2 separate regions of the Homo sapiens genome follow, and region 1 is linked to region 2. Evidence: read pairs that join two places in POLR2A ChIA-PET (ENCODE). Cell type or tissue: PC-9. All regions are shown on one strand. Links, peaks and the distances in the headings refer to the core of each region. The heading gives the core; the rest is flanking DNA. Region 1 overlaps NAP1L1 (nucleosome assembly protein 1 like 1). Region 2 has its middle 87 kb from the start of NAP1L1.

Region 1 (8,856 bases), core at 463-8,462, 100 kb before region 2:
TACCACTTCCTGAAACTTTCTTTATGCACATACATACATGCATGCACACAACACAAGCTCATTTCACTAACAAGTAAGAACTGTAAAATTCAATTACTCAACAATGTAACAATAACACATCATGATTCAATTTACTACAGGAATGCAAGGCTAGTTTGATATCCAAAATAAGTATTTCCAAAACATGTATTTACTATTTACTTAATATACTGAAGGGAAAAGTTCAATAGAGCATCTTAATTGATACAGTTAAAAAAAAAAACCAAAGGTCAGATTAAAAAACAGTAAATAGGCACTGAATTTAATGGAGATTTTATATTCATTCCCAGTATGAATAGAAATAAGACAAAGAATACTAATGTTTAACACAGTAGTGAAAGTCCTGGTAATGTTGTAAAGAAAAGTATGTGGTATAATGTAATGTGGAAGAACAGAGCTAAAACTGCCATTATTTGCAGATAAAATCTTGTGACTGGGGGGCAAAACAGAACACATTACTACAATAAATTTAGCAAAGTTACTGGATACAAGAGCAACTTAAAAAAAAAAAAAACAGCAATCCTCTGTAAATCAAGAACAGCCAAACAGAAAATACAAAAAAGATGCTATTCACAACAGCCACACAAAATATACAGAAATTAACTTAACCAATAGACTCTATGAGGATAACTTTGAAACTAAAGACACAGAATGTGACCTGAATAATTAGAAGTATGTGGATGAGACAATATTAAAAGATATAATTCTGTAAATCTACAAATGCAATATAATTCCTATCAACGTTTTAAGGTTTTTTTGCTTGTTGACAACCCTGGTAAACTTAACTGTCAAAAATGTGGATGATTGGGGGAGAAGTATGAAAGGATGCAACCTGCCCTGCCAAATATTAAGACAACTATAAAGTCATAGTAATTAAGTATGACAATGACAAGAGACAAAGACCAATAAAACATAAGAGTGCTGCTCAAAGACAAACACGGGTGTTTACAACTTGATATGCAATGAAGGTAGGTGGTACACCTAAATGGGGGAACAATGGATTGATTAGTGAATAGTGTTTAAAAAAAAAAAAAAAACTAGCTCATGTCACTGGAGGAGGACCCAAAATAAATAAATAAATAAATAAATAAATAAATAAATAAATAAACAAACAAACAAACAAACCTGGCTCAAAAAATGAGGCAGAAAAAAAAGGAACTGGAAGCCTACGTACAACTAATACAAAGGTAGACTCTAAAGGGATTTAAGACCTAAATGTAAAAGGTGAAACTATTCAATACGAAATGTAGCAGAAACCAGGAGGGACTTCTTAAAAAGTTTCAAAAGTACAAGCCCTAGGGCAAAATATTTTACTAAAATAAAACTTAACTGTTTACCAGAGGACTCCATGGATAAATTTGTAGAAATGACACATTATTTAGAATGTCTAAAAACTGACAAGGGAATAACATTTGGAATACAAAGACTTTTGCAAAGCATTAAAAAAAAGTTGCAATCCCAACAAGAAAGTGGAAAAAGGGTACCAATGGGCAACGAAAAAGGTTCAAGCATTATGTAGAAAAGCTAAAAACTCATTAGAAATCATAAAATACAAATAAGACAAAATGAGTCCACACCTCTTAGACTGATTTAAAAATAAAAACAAAAACACTATGAAGCTGGATGGTGCCAATTGTTGGCAGACATGAAGATGAATCTATCTTCTTGCATTGAGTACAGTATTTCTGGAAATCATGCTAGAAGTTTAATACTTAAAGGCTTCCACACTCTATGTAGGTGGCAATCCCACTGCTGAGCACACATCTCAAAGAAATTCTCACACAGTTCCTTTACAGGACATGTACAAAGATGTCTATAACAATAGAATTTGTGTTGATAAATAAGTCCATCATAGGAAAAGCAGATAATAAAACACAGCGAACACATACCACAGAGAACTAGGCAACATTTAGAAGCTACTAACTATAATTAACATATAGACAGTAACTGAATGGATCTTAAAATCACAAAAAAGTTTTTTAAATGTGTAAGCTGAGTAAGATATTCATGCTATTAATAATGATTTATGTCATCAGTGAAATAAGAAATCTGTATTTCTTCTAATTCTGTGCATTTCTAACATACCTCTAAACAAATCTCTGAAATGCTCAAGATCAGTACACTTCCTATAAACTTGAACCACAATAAATAAACTTTAAAAGACCAATGCAAACAGGTGGTACTAAGCACAATTTTAAACTTCTAATAATCCTATACTGGATACTAACAGACAATAGGTTTCCACTATTGCATATCTAAATCCTAGATGGTCTTAAAAATAGATACGCCTGCAACGTTGATTATAGAAAGATAAATAAGGACTATGGAAAAGCTGTACCTTTCAATGTATCCTGTTGGTGTTTCTACCAGACCATCAAGTCTTTCTTGAAGGGCTGCAAGAATCTGAGGATTTTGCATCATCTGAACAGTTAGCTGACGTGCTTTAAAAAAAAAAGGGCATCGAAAGAAGGATTTTATGAAAATGTATTATGCTTTTTTAATAGGACAATCCAATCTCATGAAGTTTTCCTAACTGGCCCATAAATTGCTGGTATATCTAATGAGTAGAGACGGGCAGGGAAAGCTAAAGAGAATACACTAAAGGAAAACCCAATGTTCAGGAATAATTCAGATTCCTAATCTATCTCTAGTCAAGACAGTTCTCAAGGCCACTGCCACAACTATATGAACAATATCCTTTCTCTTCCTGGTATCCTGTGTTTCACCCACCTTGCATTTTAAGAAGCTCAAAGCTTCATTCAGATGCCTATCTATGACTCTTGACAGTCCTCTGAATGCAGACAACACATATCAGAAAACTGCAAATATACTGACAGTTTTAGGCCCAGGAGAAAGATGAAGTGAGTGATCTGAATGTTTATGTTTGATGCTTGTGTAATGTATTTCTATGTGTATGAATAAAGTTAATAAAGTTAATAGTTGGGACAGTCAAAGACTGTAACTAAAGCCAAACAAAATGTGGTTTTCAATGGCTTTTTAAAAACATACTCAATCCAAATATGCACTAGACTTATACAAAACAAATTACAGTACTAACCTTCTCTTCATCATCAATACAGTTATTACACAAAGTGCCATAAACTTAATTTTCCCAATTACTTTTTTTGAGGTCAATTTACTTCTGATAATAATTCAATTACTAGATGATGTACACACAGCCAGGATAACCAATACAGATTTTTAAATATCAATATTGGTCACTGAGGATACAGTTCTGTATCTGTTAAGAAAATGTTACTAAACAAAAGCTGAAGCTATTAATACAAGTTCTGAAGTCTTTTCACAATTAACTTCCATCCGGCTTAAAAATGAAAAGCTGAGTCATCTGGTACCTTAATATTCTTGGCGCAGATCTACAAGACATACCCTAAGTAGTACAATCCCCCACCACCACTCCTTTTAAAAATATCTGCTAAAATAAATTGTGAATATTACCTACATTTAATAAATGGCTCTTCTGCTTGAAGGAGTGGATCTTTAAAAAGACACACACTACATGTTCTCCATATATTAAACACTAAACATACTGTTATAAGCACCACATCACAACCTGTAACATTTCTAAATTCAGACAAAACTCATGGGCAGCTGTTTGACACAAGTACACCAAGTCACTCCAACAGTGCAGGATGCAAACAATGACTTCTAATTGAGTTGCTGTATCTATACCTACCCGCCCCTTACACACACACACACACACACACACACACACACACACACACACACTAGAAGTATGGACCAGTAGATAAATGGGACAATGAGCAAGGGTCCAAAAAAATAGACTGGTACTTATAACTACCCTCTAGTAGACATGTGCCAGCAATCACTGGCTCCTGAAGTAATTTAAAGTAATACCTTTGAGTTTTGTTTCTTCACCAGTTTCCTCTTCTTCTACTTCTTCAACATCATCCAAATCTTGATCAAGTTCAGACTGTTCTTTGCTATAATATCATAGTATCACACCAAGGTTCAAATGTACCAATTACCAAAAAAAGTTACAGAAAAACTTAAAATTCATTTTCAAAATTAGTATCTCTTTCAAAGACATGAAATAGGAAATTCAAAAGGTAATTCCGTTTTCTAACTTCATATGTAAACAAGTACACACTGGAAGTGCTTACACTTTCATTAAAAGCATCTGGTCAAATGTAAAGTTTATACTTTTGAAGCTTTATAAAATTGGTTTTGCAGGTTTTTGGGGAATGTGATGTCAACAAGTACGTGCATTCAACCGAATATCTACTGATTTTACTTTTCCTTCTTAGTAACAACATTCTCATTTTATATGAGATGGCAACACACCAAGCTAAAAGTCTACATTTCCTAGCCTACCTTTAGCTACACTATTTTGACAGCAAGATAAAAAAGCAGAAATGCTGTATTTCTTTGAGGAAGTATCCTTAACAGGATGGTAGATAGCTGGGAAGCCTTTATCTTAATCCCTCTCCCCCTCCCACTTAGAATATGAATGTGATGGCTCAAGCTCCAGCAGCCACACTGGACCAGGAGGCATCCTAGAGAATGAAAGCCACCAGCTAAAGAAAAAGGAGTTAGGAAAACAGAAGAGTCCTGGATCCCTTATGGCTGTGGAGCAACAATACTAGCCTATACTATCTTTGGAGTTTCCTTTTCTTTACTTCACAGTGGAGGTGAGAAAGAATAAAGTGAAGACTTCTGAGTCTAGCTCTTGTTTAGAACAAAGCCAAGATGATAGCACCATTCAAAGAGAAGGTTAAAAATTAATAAGATAGCATCCTTCCCATTTCATCTTAAAAAAAAAAAATCACCAAAAATCTAATTATTGAACATGAGATTACATCTAGCATTAGAAAGGAAAATAAGGATTCCTAAGTCAATGTAAAACATCATTGTATAATTCCTGTGTAAATTTTTTATTTTAACATTTGGATTAGAAATGTAGTTGCTTTTGTGTCTAAACAGCATTTGAAAAATTAATTTTCCACAGGGACAAATAATGACTTAATTTTCATGCAAGTACAGAAAAAAATCAACTGTACTCTGCCAGCATAATTCAGTCTTCAGAAATGATACATACAATTTCTGAAAGCTTTTTTTTTTTTGGGAGACAGTGTCTTGCTCTGTCACCCAGGCTGCCTGGAGTGCAATGGCACAATCTCAGCTCACTGCAACCTCTGCCCCCCAAGCTCAAGCAATTCTCGTGCCTCAGCCTCCTGAATAGCTGGGACTACAGGAGTGCGCCACTGCACCTGGCTAATTTCTGTATTTTTAGTAGAGACAGGCTGGGCTGGTCTCAAACTCCTGGCCTCAGGTGATCCTCCCACGTCCGCCTTCCAAAATCCTGGGATTACAGGCATAAGCCACCACGCCCAGCCTATTTCTGGAAGAACTTTGATTTAGTATAAACTTTAAGTGTTTGATAAGTGTACACACTTAACGGTCACTGGTTACAGATAACTGGAGCATCTCCTCCTCTCGTGTCTTTAATCAATTGAACATCTATATCCAAAGGCTTTAAAACAGCTGTCCACAAACTATGCCCATGTGGCCAAATCCAGCCCACCCTATTATTGTAAATAAAATTTTATTGGAACACAGATGCACTACATTTATGTATTGTCTGCTTTCACACTACATCAGCAGAGTTGAGTACAGTCATCCCTCAGAGTCTATGGTGGACTGGTTCCAGGAAACCTCCCTACCAAAATCCTGGGATGTTCAAGTCCCTTATATAAAATGGCACAGTAATTACAACTAACCTATGCACATCCTCCTGCATACTTTAAATCACCTCTAGATTACTTATAATAATACTATATACCATATAAACGTTATGTAAATAGTTGTATTATGCTGGGCCAGACAAAGTGGCTCATGCCTACAATCCCAACATTCCGGAAGCCAAGGCAAGAGGATCACTGGAGGCCAGGAGTTCAAGACCAGCCTGATTAACACAGTAAGAATTCTCTATTAAAAACAAAACAAACAAACAATAGTTGTTATGTTCTATTGCTTATTTGTATTTATTATTGTGCTGTTATATTTTATTGTTTTTTACCCTAATATTTTCCATCTGCAGTTGGTTGAATTCATAGATGCAAACTCATGGATGCTGAACCCACAGACACAGAGGGCCAACTGCAGTTAGAGAATCGTATGTGGCCCAAAATGCTGAAAATGTTTACCACCAAGCCTTTTACAGAGAAAGGTTTACTGACTCTGGTTTTCAAGCACAAGACTCCCCTCTGACTTCCACCCTCCCAGGGCTAACAGGCATCCAAAATTAAATAATAAGGAAGGGGGAAATCAAGCTGTCACAACCAATTTACTCTTTTTAAAGTTTAAAATGAGAGTTGCAAAGTTAAGATGGCAGATGCCACAAACTCATCTGATCTTAATCCTTCTAAAATCTCCACTAAAATTATGATAAAGGGTTTTTTTGTTTTGTTTTGTTAGCAGGCTAACACTGAAATCAAAGAAAACAAGGGCAGCAACATTTTGGAAGCTGGAAACCAGACAAGTGATAATTTCATTGAGAGAACTGAAATCTAAGATTAGCAGTGGGGAAAGCTGAGAAGCAGCCCAATCAGTCTTCAAAAGGATAAGAACTGGTAGCACCAGGTACATTTCTAGAACTAGGGCAAGGGGTGGGACAGGAGAGAAGGTCGCTAAAACAAGAAAGTAAAAACTGATAAGCAGTTAAATCATTAGATCTTCTCTACACTAGCAGAAATATTCAGTTTCCTCTCAGGAAAGGGTAAAATTCAGAACTTGGACTGGAAGACAACAGACACAGTCAACAGTATCAAAGATATAGGACTATGTACACATTAGAATGCTAAATGTAGAGCCTCCTCTACATTTAAAGGAACACCAGAAGCCAGATCTTTACCCAGACACTGTTCAACGATGAATCTGACTAGCCCAGAAAAAAAAAAAAATGACCATTCTAACACTGGGGTTTCTAACAAATGCCCACTCTGGTGACCCTACACTGAAATCCCAAATTAACAAGCCTCCCCACTCCAACGCTCAAATTTTCCAATCAATTTTCTTTTTTAAACATGTCTGAAGTGTCCCTACACCCCACCCAATCCAATCTTAATGAGCAGCCAACCAAGTATTGATTTATATTTGAGGAAAGCATCCTAGATTGAGACCAAAACAAATGAGAGAAAGAAAATGTAAGAGCAAATGGACTATAAAGATGGAAGAAACATCCAGAGAAAAGACATTATCATCAATGAAACAAGAAGAGGATGCTATTTAAAAAAAAAAAAAAACAAAAAAACAGGAAGAACGAAGCAGGTCTTGGAAACTAAAACAACAGAAATTTTAAAACTCAACACAAGCTGAAAGTCTTCAGTTCTGTCCAGAAAGAAGAGCAAAGAGACAGAGATGGAAAATAGGACAAAAGGTCATGAGAGCAATCCAACACACAACATCTAATAGTAGCTCCAGAAAGAGAAAACAAATGAGACAATCACAAAGTTCAATCAAGAATATCCCTGAACTAAAAGCCACTGAATTGCTGCACTGAAAGGGTCCACCACTGAATATGTAACATTAAGAGAAAAAAATAATAATGTGAAAATTTCAGAACTCTGAAGCCAGAGTAGCTTCCAGAAATGTATATATAGTGTAAATGTACATATTTCTTAATTATCACACACAAATGGTTAGTTACAATGACTCTGAACTTCAACACAGCAACACTGGAAGCAAGGTGACAATGGAGCAATGCCTTCAAAATTCTGAAGAAAAATGATCCCATCTTACTATCCTACACCCAAACTATCCGGCATAAAGGTAGAATAGTCGTTTTCAGTCATGACATGTCTTAAAATAATTTAGCTCCCTTGTACTCTTCCAAGAAGGTACTAACAAACCGAGAAAGCAATGTGAGATATGGCAAACAACAAACCCAAGAGGAGAAACAAGGTGAAACCTCAGGAAGATAGTAAAATAGATCCAATGACAGCCATGTCACCAAGGTTAAGCAATCCAAATTAGAGGTGTGACACAGGAGACAATCACTTTGGGAACCATTATTATTAAAAATGCCGTTTCCACTCTTCTCGTTTTTTTTAATGCTGAAGACAGAATGCATAAGTCACTCATCTGTTTTTTTTTAATGCTGAAGATAAAATGCGTAAGAGTGGCCCAAATTCTTATTTGTACTTCTATGTGTTGATCTTGTACTGAAGTTTCCAGCCCTCCCACTATCATTCGCTGATGCCTACAACAGCTATGGAAAATAATTTAGCATCCCCTCACTCCCAAGTGCTCTATTTTAACACGGGCTACTGTAAAATTACACGCAACAAACACTGTGTACCTCATCCCATTCTTCCTGACCCTGTTTCTATAAAACATCCATCCACATTAGAATCCTGCCACATGCCAACTTGATTAAACCTATACTTCCCAGGACACATGACCTTGCCCAATACTTCTCCACAATAAGTCTTTTATAAAGCCTCACAAAACTTGAGGCCAGACTATGACCCAGATAGTCTTTCTTCCTTGTTATCCTATCTTATAGCCTTCAATTAACAGTGGCAAAGTGGCAATGTTGCTTTACATAGCTAACTTTGTGATCACTATTCAGATTTTCAAAATTAAACACTGATTATTTATAGGTGGTAAAGCTCTGAAGGAAAGCAAAGAAAAGAATTAGCAAAAGCCAGGATAGCACTTACATGTCTGCAAGGGAAAGGTGCAATTGAGAAGGGGCACACAAGGCTTCTGATAGTAATGTTCTATTTTTAACTTGTCTGAATATTCCTTAAGCTCTATATATAAATACATTTTATA
Region 2 (8,856 bases), core at 417-8,416:
TTTCTTGTCTTCTGCTAGCTTTTGAATTTGTTTGCTCTTGCTTCTCTAGTTCTTTTTATTGTTATATTAGGATGTCAATTTTAGATCCTTCCTGCTTTCTTCTGTGGGCATTTAATGCTATAAATTTCCCTCTAAACACTGTGTCCCAGAGATTCTGTGTGCCAGAGATTAGCTGTGTCCCAGAGATTCTGGTACGTTGTGTCTTTGTCATGGATTTCAAAGAGCTTATTTATTTCTGCCTTAATTTCATTATTTACCCAGTAGTCATTCAGGAGTAGGTTGTTCAGTTTCCATGTAGTTGTGTGGTTTTGAGTGAGTTTCTTAATCCTGAGTTCTAATTTGATTGCATTATGGTCTGAGAGACCGTTTATTATGATTTCCATTCTTTTGCATTTGCTGAGGAGTGTTTTACTTCCAATTATGTGGTCAGTTTTAGAATAAGTGTGATATGGTGCTAAGAAGAATGTATATTCTGTTGATTTGGGGTAGAGAGTTCTATAGATGTCTATTAGGTCTGCTTGGTCCAGAGCTGAGTTCAAGTCCTGAATATTCTTGTTAATTTTCTGTCTCATTGATCAGTGGGGTGTTAAATTCTCCCACTATTATTTTGTGGGTGTCCAAGTCTCTTTGTAGGTCTCTAAGAACTTGCTTTATGAATCTGAGTGCTCCTGTATTGGATGCATATATATTTAGGATAGTTAGGTCTTCCTGTTGCATTGATCCCTTTACCATTATGTAATGCCCTTCTTTGTGTTTTTTGATCTGTGTTGGCTTAAAGTCTATTTTATCAGATACTAGGATTGCAAACCCTGCTTTTTTTTTTGCTTTCCATTTGCTTGGTAAATATTCCTCCATCCCTTTATTTTAGCCTATGTGTGTCTTTACATGTGAGATGGGTCTCCTGAATACAGCACACCGATGGGTCTTGACTTTTTATCCAATTTGCCAGTCTGTTTCTTTTAATTGGGGCATTTAGCCCCTTTACATTTAAAGTTAATATTGTTATGTGTGAATTTGATCCTGTCATTATGATGCTAGCTGGTTATTTTGCCCATTAGTTGATGCAGTTTCTTCATAGTGTAGATGTTCTTTACAATTTGGTATGTTTTTGCAGTGGCTGGTAGCGGTTTTTCCTTCCATATTTAGTGTTTCCTTCGGGAGCTCTTTTAGGGCAGGCCTGGTGGTGACAAAATCTCTCAGCATTTGCTTGTCTGTAAAGGATTTATTTCTCCTTCGCTTATGAAGCTTAGTTTGGCTGGATATGAAATTCCAGGTTGAAAATTCTTTTCTTTAAGAATGTTGAATATTGGCCCCCACTCTCTTCTGGTTTGTAGGGTTTCTGCAGAGACATCCACTGTTAGTCTGATGAGCTTCCCTTTGTGGGTAACCCAACCTTTCTCTCTGGCTGCCCTTAACATTTTTTCCTTCATTTCAACCTTGGTGAATCTGATGATTATGTGTCTTGGGGTTGCTCTTCTCAACGAGTATCTTTGTGGTGTTCTCTGTATTTCCTGAATTTAAATGTTGGCCTGTCTTGCTAGGTTGATGAAGTTCTCCTGGATAATATCCTGAAGAGTGTTTTCCAACTTGGTTCCATTCTCCCCGTCACTTTCAGGTACACCAATCAAACATAGATTTGGTCTTTTCACATAGTCCCATATATTTTGGAGGCTTTGTTCATTCCTTTTTCTCTAATCTTGTCTTCATGCTTTGTTTCATTAAGTTGATCTTCAATCTCTGATAACCTTTCTTCCACTTGATCGATTTGGCTATTGATACTTGTGTATGCTTCACAAAGTTCTCGTGCTGTGTTTTTCAGCTCCATCAGGTCATTTATGTTCTTCTCTAAACTGGTTATTCTAGTTAGCAGTGCCTCTAACCTTTTGTCAAGGTTCTTAGCTTCCTTGCATTGGGTCAGAACATGCTTCTTTAGCTCAGAGGAGGCTTCTGAAGCCTACTTCTGTTCATTCATCAAACTCATTATCCGTCTACTTTTGTTCCCTTGCTGGGGAGGAGTTGTGATCCTTTGGAGGAGAAGAGACGTTCTGGTTTTTGGAAATTTCAGGCTTTTCGCACTGGTTTTTCCTTATCTTCGTGGGTTTATCTATCTTTGGTCTTTGATGTTGGTGACCTTTGGATGGGGTTTCTGTGTGGACGTCCTTTTTGTTGATGTTGATGCTATTCCTTTCTGTTTGTTAGTTTTCTTTCTATCAGTCAGGCCTCTCTGCTGCAGGTCTGCTGGAGTTTGCTGGAGGTCCATTCCAGACACTGTTTGCCTGGGTATCACCAGTGGAGGCTGCAGAACAGCACAGATTGCTGCCTGTTCCTTTCTCTGGAAGCTTCATTCCAGAGGGGCACCTGCCAGATGCCAGCCAGAGCTCTCCTGTATGAGGTGTCTGTCGACCCCTGTTGGGAGGTGTCTCCCAGTCAGGAGGCACAGGGGTCAGGGACCCACTTGAGGAGGCAGTCTGTCCCTTAGCAGAGCTCGAGCACTGTGCTGGGAGATCTTCTGCCCTCTTCAGAGCAAGCAGGCAGGAACGTTTAAGTCTGCTGAAGCTGTGCCTTCAGCTGCCCCTTTCCCCAGGGAGATGGGAGTTTTATCTATAAGCTCCTGACTGGGGCTGCTGCCTTTCTTTCAGAGGTGGCCTGCCCTGAGAGTAGGAATCTAGAGAGGCAATCTGGCTACAGTGGCTTTGCTGAGCTGCGGTGGGCTCCACCCAGTTCGAACTTTGTTTACACTGTGAGGGGAAAACTGCCTACTCAAGCCTCAATAATGGTGGATGCCCCTCCCCCCACCAAGCTCAAGCATCCCAGGTCGACTTCAGACTGCTGTACTGGCAGTGAGAATTTCAAGCCAGTGGATCTTAGCTTGCTGGGCTTCGGGGGTGAGAGCCACTGAGCTAGACCACTTGGCTCCCTGGCTTCAGCCTTGTTTCCAGGAAAGTGAACAGTTCTGTCTCACTGGCATTATAGGTGCCACCGGAATATGGAAAAAAAAAACAAAACCCTGCAGCTAGCTCAGTGTCTGCCCAAATGGCTGCCCAGTTTTGTGCATGAAACCCAGGGACCTGGTGGTGTAGGCACCCAAGGGAATCTCCTGGTCTGCTAGTGGCAAAAACTGTGGGAAAAGCATAGTATCTGGGCCAGAATGCACTGTTCCTTACAGCACAGTCCCTCATGGCTTCCCTTGGCTAGGGGAGGGAGTTGCCTGACCCATTGTGCTTCTGGCATCAGGCGATGCCCCACTCTACTTTGGCTCATCCTCAGTGGGCTGCACCCACTGTCTAACCAGTCCCAATGAGATGAGCCATGTACCTCAGTTGGAAATGCAGAAATCACCTGCCTTCTGGGTCAATCTTGCTGGGAGCCATAGACTGGAGCTGTTCCTATTCGGCCATCTTGCCAGCCCAGATCCAGCCGAATTATTTTAAGTATGAGAGAGGGCTCAGCCTCCTGGAAAAATTCTAGATCTGGGTGTGTTGAATACATTTTCCTGTGCCAGAAACTATAGACCCATGGATTTCATGAAGTAGATCTATTTCTAAAAGGAAAGATGAAGACAAATTCAGTAAAAACAGCTAACTTTTATTACCCACCTCTCATATATGCCAGACACTGGTGTGTACACATCAACTGCTTTATATAAATGTATCATGCAGTCCTCAGGCATACCCTAAAAGGTAGATCCTATTGTCCCCGTATTACAGTTGAAGAAACTAAGGTGACTCCACAGATCCACATCACCCATACAGGAATGGAACTAGTTGGTGAGTTGGTCAAAGAAGGATTCTCAAAGGAGAGTTCTTAAGAATAACAAGACAGTGAGATCAGAGAATCTGAGGGTCTACTCGACAAGAGTGATTACTTCTCTGAAACTGGGTAGGAATGGATTTAATTCAACCAAGTAATGTGGAGTGGAGCAGATCTCCTCAAGGAAAAGAGTCCATGTTGGTAGAAGCCTATATAGGACCCCAGTGCTAGATTTGAGGATGGAAATGGTGTTGTGATCTTGTAGGGATTCTCATCCCCCAGAGTGGCATCCAACCCTCTTCTGAAGGGATGAACAAAATATCTCAGTAACTTAGCCAATGTCCCTGGCATAAAGACTTTCCTTAGCATACTGGAGAGCCCCATGTCCTATGAGCAGACAGACAGACAAAGAAGAGAGTTGAGAGCAGCCACTGCACAGGAGACCCATGGTGTCTACCTGCCAAGAAGGGAAGGAAAACATCTTTGGGAGAATGATGAATCCAAGCTGGCTTAATGTGGAGCCAAGACACTGGCTGCAGATTCTGTGCTTTGAAACTTCCTGTAAATATTTATTGAGAGATTTGTCAGCATCTCACCAGATCAGGCTCGGAGAGCCTCTACCTGGAGAATCCCTTCCAAGGTTCAACTTCTCCTGGGCAGGCAGCTGGAATAGTTTTCCCCCAAATTTCTCATTTAAGAACCAGATGGTAAGGGATATTAACAAGCAGCATTGTTTCAGCATATCAAATATTCCAACTGCAAAATGGGACTTGTTTCTCTGGAGACAATGAATTGAGTTCACCCCATCTTCTATAATAAGGTTCTGTGGAGAACCATCCTTAATAAATCAGGAATACTGATGAAGTGGTCCAACAGGCTGATGCTAGGAAAACTGGTAGGGAAGGATGGCTTTCATTCTTCCATGTTCATAAAGCAAACTCTTCCAGTGTTTACATTCCTGACTCCCCTCTTTCTGAACATCGCAAATACAGGTGGGGAAGTGGGAGTGGAGGATGGGTGAGAGGGAAACAATGGGACGAACAGGAGGGAGAGAGAGGGAGCAGGAGATGAGAGCAAACAGGGTAAAATTCCAAATAAAAGAGAAATTTCATGGTTAAATAATGCTTAAATCTGTCAGTTAAGTTAAAAATAAGCCATTAACAAATTAAAAAGAAATTATGAGATAAATTATGCTTATTTTAAAATTAGATTTGAAAAGGGATATTGAACAACTGAAAGCAGCAAGTCAAAAAAGAGTAAAGACTAGACCTAAATATTCCAAATTAAGATTTGAATTTGATGAAAGCAAAATAAAATAAATATTTATAATTTTTTAAAAGGCTGAGGGCTAGAGAAATAAGATGAAAACTTTGAAATGGAAAGCTATACCATTAAGATGGAGCTAAAACCCAAATTTTTTTAAAAAAAGAAAAAAATTTGGCTAAATTTAATTTTAGAAGTGAAAGAAAGTTAAAAAAAAAAAAAGGGAACTTATAAAAACAAAAACTCAAAACAACAACAACCTGCCCAGCGAGGTCAGACAAGAGAAGCTAGGAAAGAGGAAATTCTTTGGACAGCCAGACTTTCCTCATAAAAAATTTTCCTGAGGCATATCCCTGGTGGTAGGTTTTTTTTGGCTGGTTATGTCTTCATTTATGCATACCTCCATTCATTCATTCCATAAATATTTATTGTGCCAAGACCTGGGAATTCAATGTAAGTAAAGCAGTAAACTTTGCCCCCCATGAAACCTATGGTCCAGTAGCAACATATTGTGATGGGAGAGAAGACAGACATTACACAAATGATTACACAGGCAAATTATTAATTACAACCTGTAGTGAGAGTTATGAAGAAACAACCCAGGGGGCTCTAGGGAGTAACTGGCCTGGCTATTGATTGTATGTAGGTTGGGGATGCTCAGGGAATGTGTAGGTAGGCGGACACCAAGAAAGTCTCTCTGCAAACATATTTGTCCTGAGATCTGAAAGATACATAAGGAATTAACAGAGGCAAAGTAGGGGTGGAGCTGGCCAACATATGTCAAGGGACTGAAACAGGAAGGCTTTCGTGCATTTGAGGAACTAAAAGAAGGCTGTGGGCCGGGTGCGGTGGCTCATGCCTGTAATCCCAGCACTTTGGGAGGCCTACGTGGGCGGATCACGAGGTCAGGAGATCGAGACCATACTGGCCAACATGGTGAAACCCTGTCTCTACTAAAAATACAAAAATTAGCTGGGCATGGTGGCGCGTGCCTGTAATCCCAGCCACTCGGGAGCCTGAGGCAGAATTGCTTGAACCTGGGAGGCAGAGGTTACAGTGAGCCGATATGCACCACTGCACTCCAGCCTGGCAACAGAGAGAGACTCTGTTTTAAAAGAAAAAAAAAAAAAAAAAAGGCTGTGGCTGGAACAGATAGACCTAGCAGGGAAGAAGTATAAGATGTGGTTGAAATGGATGGTAAGGGCCATATTAAGAATTTGGTTTTTATCCTAGGATAATGGGAAACCATTTGTTTGTTTCCTTCATGGCACTAAAACAACTAAAAAGCGTTTCATTTATTTGTCTGTTTACTTTTTTGGGGGGAAGGGTGGGGAGTCCCCTTCCTTAGGGGCAGAGACCATATCTGTCTTGAGCATCATTGTATTCCCAGCACCTACACAGTGGAGAAGTGTAAATATTTTGAATAAATTAATAGCAAGTAATTTTGGAAGGGCCATGACCAAAGTCCAATTCTCCTCCAAAACCTATGCTTCTTTCAGGATGCTTATTACTACCTTAACAGTTTGCTTTGGGTCTATCTGCTTATAAAAATGGTACATGCTGGATGTCTCTCTCAACACTTTTGCTATTCTTAACATTGCAGGTGGCTGGACGCGGTGGCTCATGCCTGTAATCCCAGCGCTTTGAGAGGCAGAGGCGGGCAGGTCACCTGAGGTCAGGAGTTTGAGACCAGCCTGACCAACATGGGGAAACCCCATCACTAATAAAAATACAAAAAAAATTATCCAGGCATGGTGGCACGTGCCTGTAATTCTAGCTACTTGGGAGGCTGAGGCAGGAGAATCGCTTGAACCTGGGAGGTGGAGGTTGCAGTGAGCCGAGATTGCACCATTGCACTCCAGCCTGGGCAACAAGAGCAAAACTGCGCCTCAAAAACAAAAACAAAACCAAAAAACATTGCAGGTTAGCCTCTGAAGTATTGGTTACTTTTCCAAGTTTTGAGAATTACTAACAGTTAGTGACAGCCTTCCATGATAGTAGACAGCCGTCATTGCTGGTTATTGGTGACAGATTGTGCAAGTGGAGGAAGGAGATGATTGTTGTCTGTTCATGTGCCCTGACATTCTGTTCCTGAAGAACTAACACATGCAGTGATGAACAGCTTTCCCACCAACAATTTTCAACAAGTCTCAGAGAAATCTTAGTAACACTTCGAGTCTTATTAAATTTTCCCTCAGGCAGTGGCGCACCTAGTGGATTTGACACCTGGAGCAGATCAGTTTCTAACACCTTCACGTTGTATAAAGCAAGGTTATTTTTAGTAATAGTCATGTAATAATCAGGAATGTTACTTTTTTCTTGAGTTTTTCTTTAGTTTTGAAATAAATAACAATGTTAAAAGAGGAATAAATTTCAGTTTTGGAAACATTATTTTAAATTAAATAGTCTATGTCATGCATTGAACTAAAATTTGCACTTACCAAACAAAAATATCACACTTTGCATTTTGCACTCTTTATCACTATTTTGAATTTTTTTTTTTTTTTTTTGTAACAGAGTCTTGCTCTGTCGCCCAGGCTGGAGTGCAGTACTGTGATCTCAGCTCACTGCAACCTCCGCCTCCCAGGTTCAAGCGATTCTCCTGCCTCAGCCTCCTGAGTAGCTGGGATTACAGGTGCCCACCACCACACCTGGCTAATTTTTTTTTTTTTTTTTTTTTTTTTAGTAGAGACGGGGTTTCACCGTGTTGGCCAGTCTGGTTTCGAATTCCTGACTTCAAGTGATCTGCCCGCCTCAGACTCCCAAAGTTCTGGGACTACAGGCATGAGCCACTGCACCCGGTTTGAATTTTAGATAGAAGTAAAAAATTCAGAGTGGTCACAGAGAATGTCAGAATTGAAGTCAGTCAGGTCTGGTTTCATTATTTTTAAATTCTTTATACTATGTTTGTTTCAAATCTACTTTTTTAAATGAGGAATATGTAGTAACACAGGGGTTGAGGATTCTTAATTGCCTCTGAAATAAGCTCAAATGATTCTGAGCTGTTAGGAAAGTACTCTCACAAGGCTCTTTGTAGCTGATTCTATGTGGGGTAGGGAGTGTTGGGTGGGTCGGGGGCTGTAGGTGCAGGGTTGGGGTGGGGCATGTGGAGATGGGCAGCAGCTGTGAGTTGCTCTGGATTAACTTTCATATAAAATACAATGCTATGAAAGGATAAGAATAAGTATGCTAATTTGAAACTGATATACATTTAAACTTCACAGTACCCACAGCAATTGTTTAAAACTTAAACAAACAAAATATTTTTTGGGTAAAAAGTATTTTATCACTGACACTGTTTAGAATTGCTGATAGGTGATCATAAAAAACAGACCAACTTTTTGAATTTATTATTCAAATTATTATTCTCATTAAATCCTCTGTACAGAAAATGTACTCTTTTACTGCCTCAGGAAGACTGCCCTACTGTGAGGCCGTTGGTATGCCACTACCCCCAAAGACTATAAACAGTTAAAACATATGCCAGGTTTGGTGGCTCACACCTATAATCCCAGCACTTTTGGAGGCCGAGGCAGGAGGATCGCTTGAGGCCAGGAGTTCAAGACCAGCCTGGGCAACATAGCGGGACCCTGTCTCTAAAAATTTTTAAAAATTAACCAGGTGTCATGGCGTGTGCCTGTAGTCCCAGCTACTTGAAAGGCTGAGGCAGAAGGATCACTTGAGTCCATGAGGTTGAGGCTGCAATGAGCCATTATCAGGCCTCCAGCCTGGGTGACAAAGTAAGACCTTGTCTGGAACACAAAAACACAATAAAACAAAAAACCCAAAACCAGTTAACACAACAACAAAGCTCCATCAAAAATGTTACATGTTATTTGAAAA

The links. ChIA-PET counts read pairs that join two places held together with the same protein. Peaks named below come from ENCODE experiments on the same cell type or tissue, not always from the same donor. Only the 100,000 strongest peaks of a DNase experiment are listed, where the experiment ranks them.
Region 1: POLR2A ChIA-PET joins it to region 2 with 12 read pairs; 2 of 35 experiments call an interaction of 5 or more read pairs at or near these places.

What each region holds. Positions count from the first base shown.
Region 1 is chr12:76,064,994-76,073,849 of GRCh38, forward strand. NAP1L1 (nucleosome assembly protein 1 like 1) reads right to left here. Exons shown (of 15, transcript NM_004537.7): 3 at 3,916-4,001; 4 at 2,378-2,480. Among named protein-coding and RNA genes, the nearest start is that of NAP1L1, 15 kb to the right of the region's middle. In PC-9, for the core only: no CTCF peak of the experiment used is centred there; no DNase peak of the experiment used is centred there; H3K4me3 peaks cover 527 bases; H3K27ac peaks cover 2,305 bases.
Region 2 is chr12:76,166,905-76,175,760 of GRCh38, forward strand. No RefSeq gene overlaps it. Among named protein-coding and RNA genes, the nearest start is that of NAP1L1, 87 kb to the left of the region's middle. RefSeq lists a silencer at 6,053-6,112. In PC-9, for the core only: no CTCF peak of the experiment used is centred there; no DNase peak of the experiment used is centred there.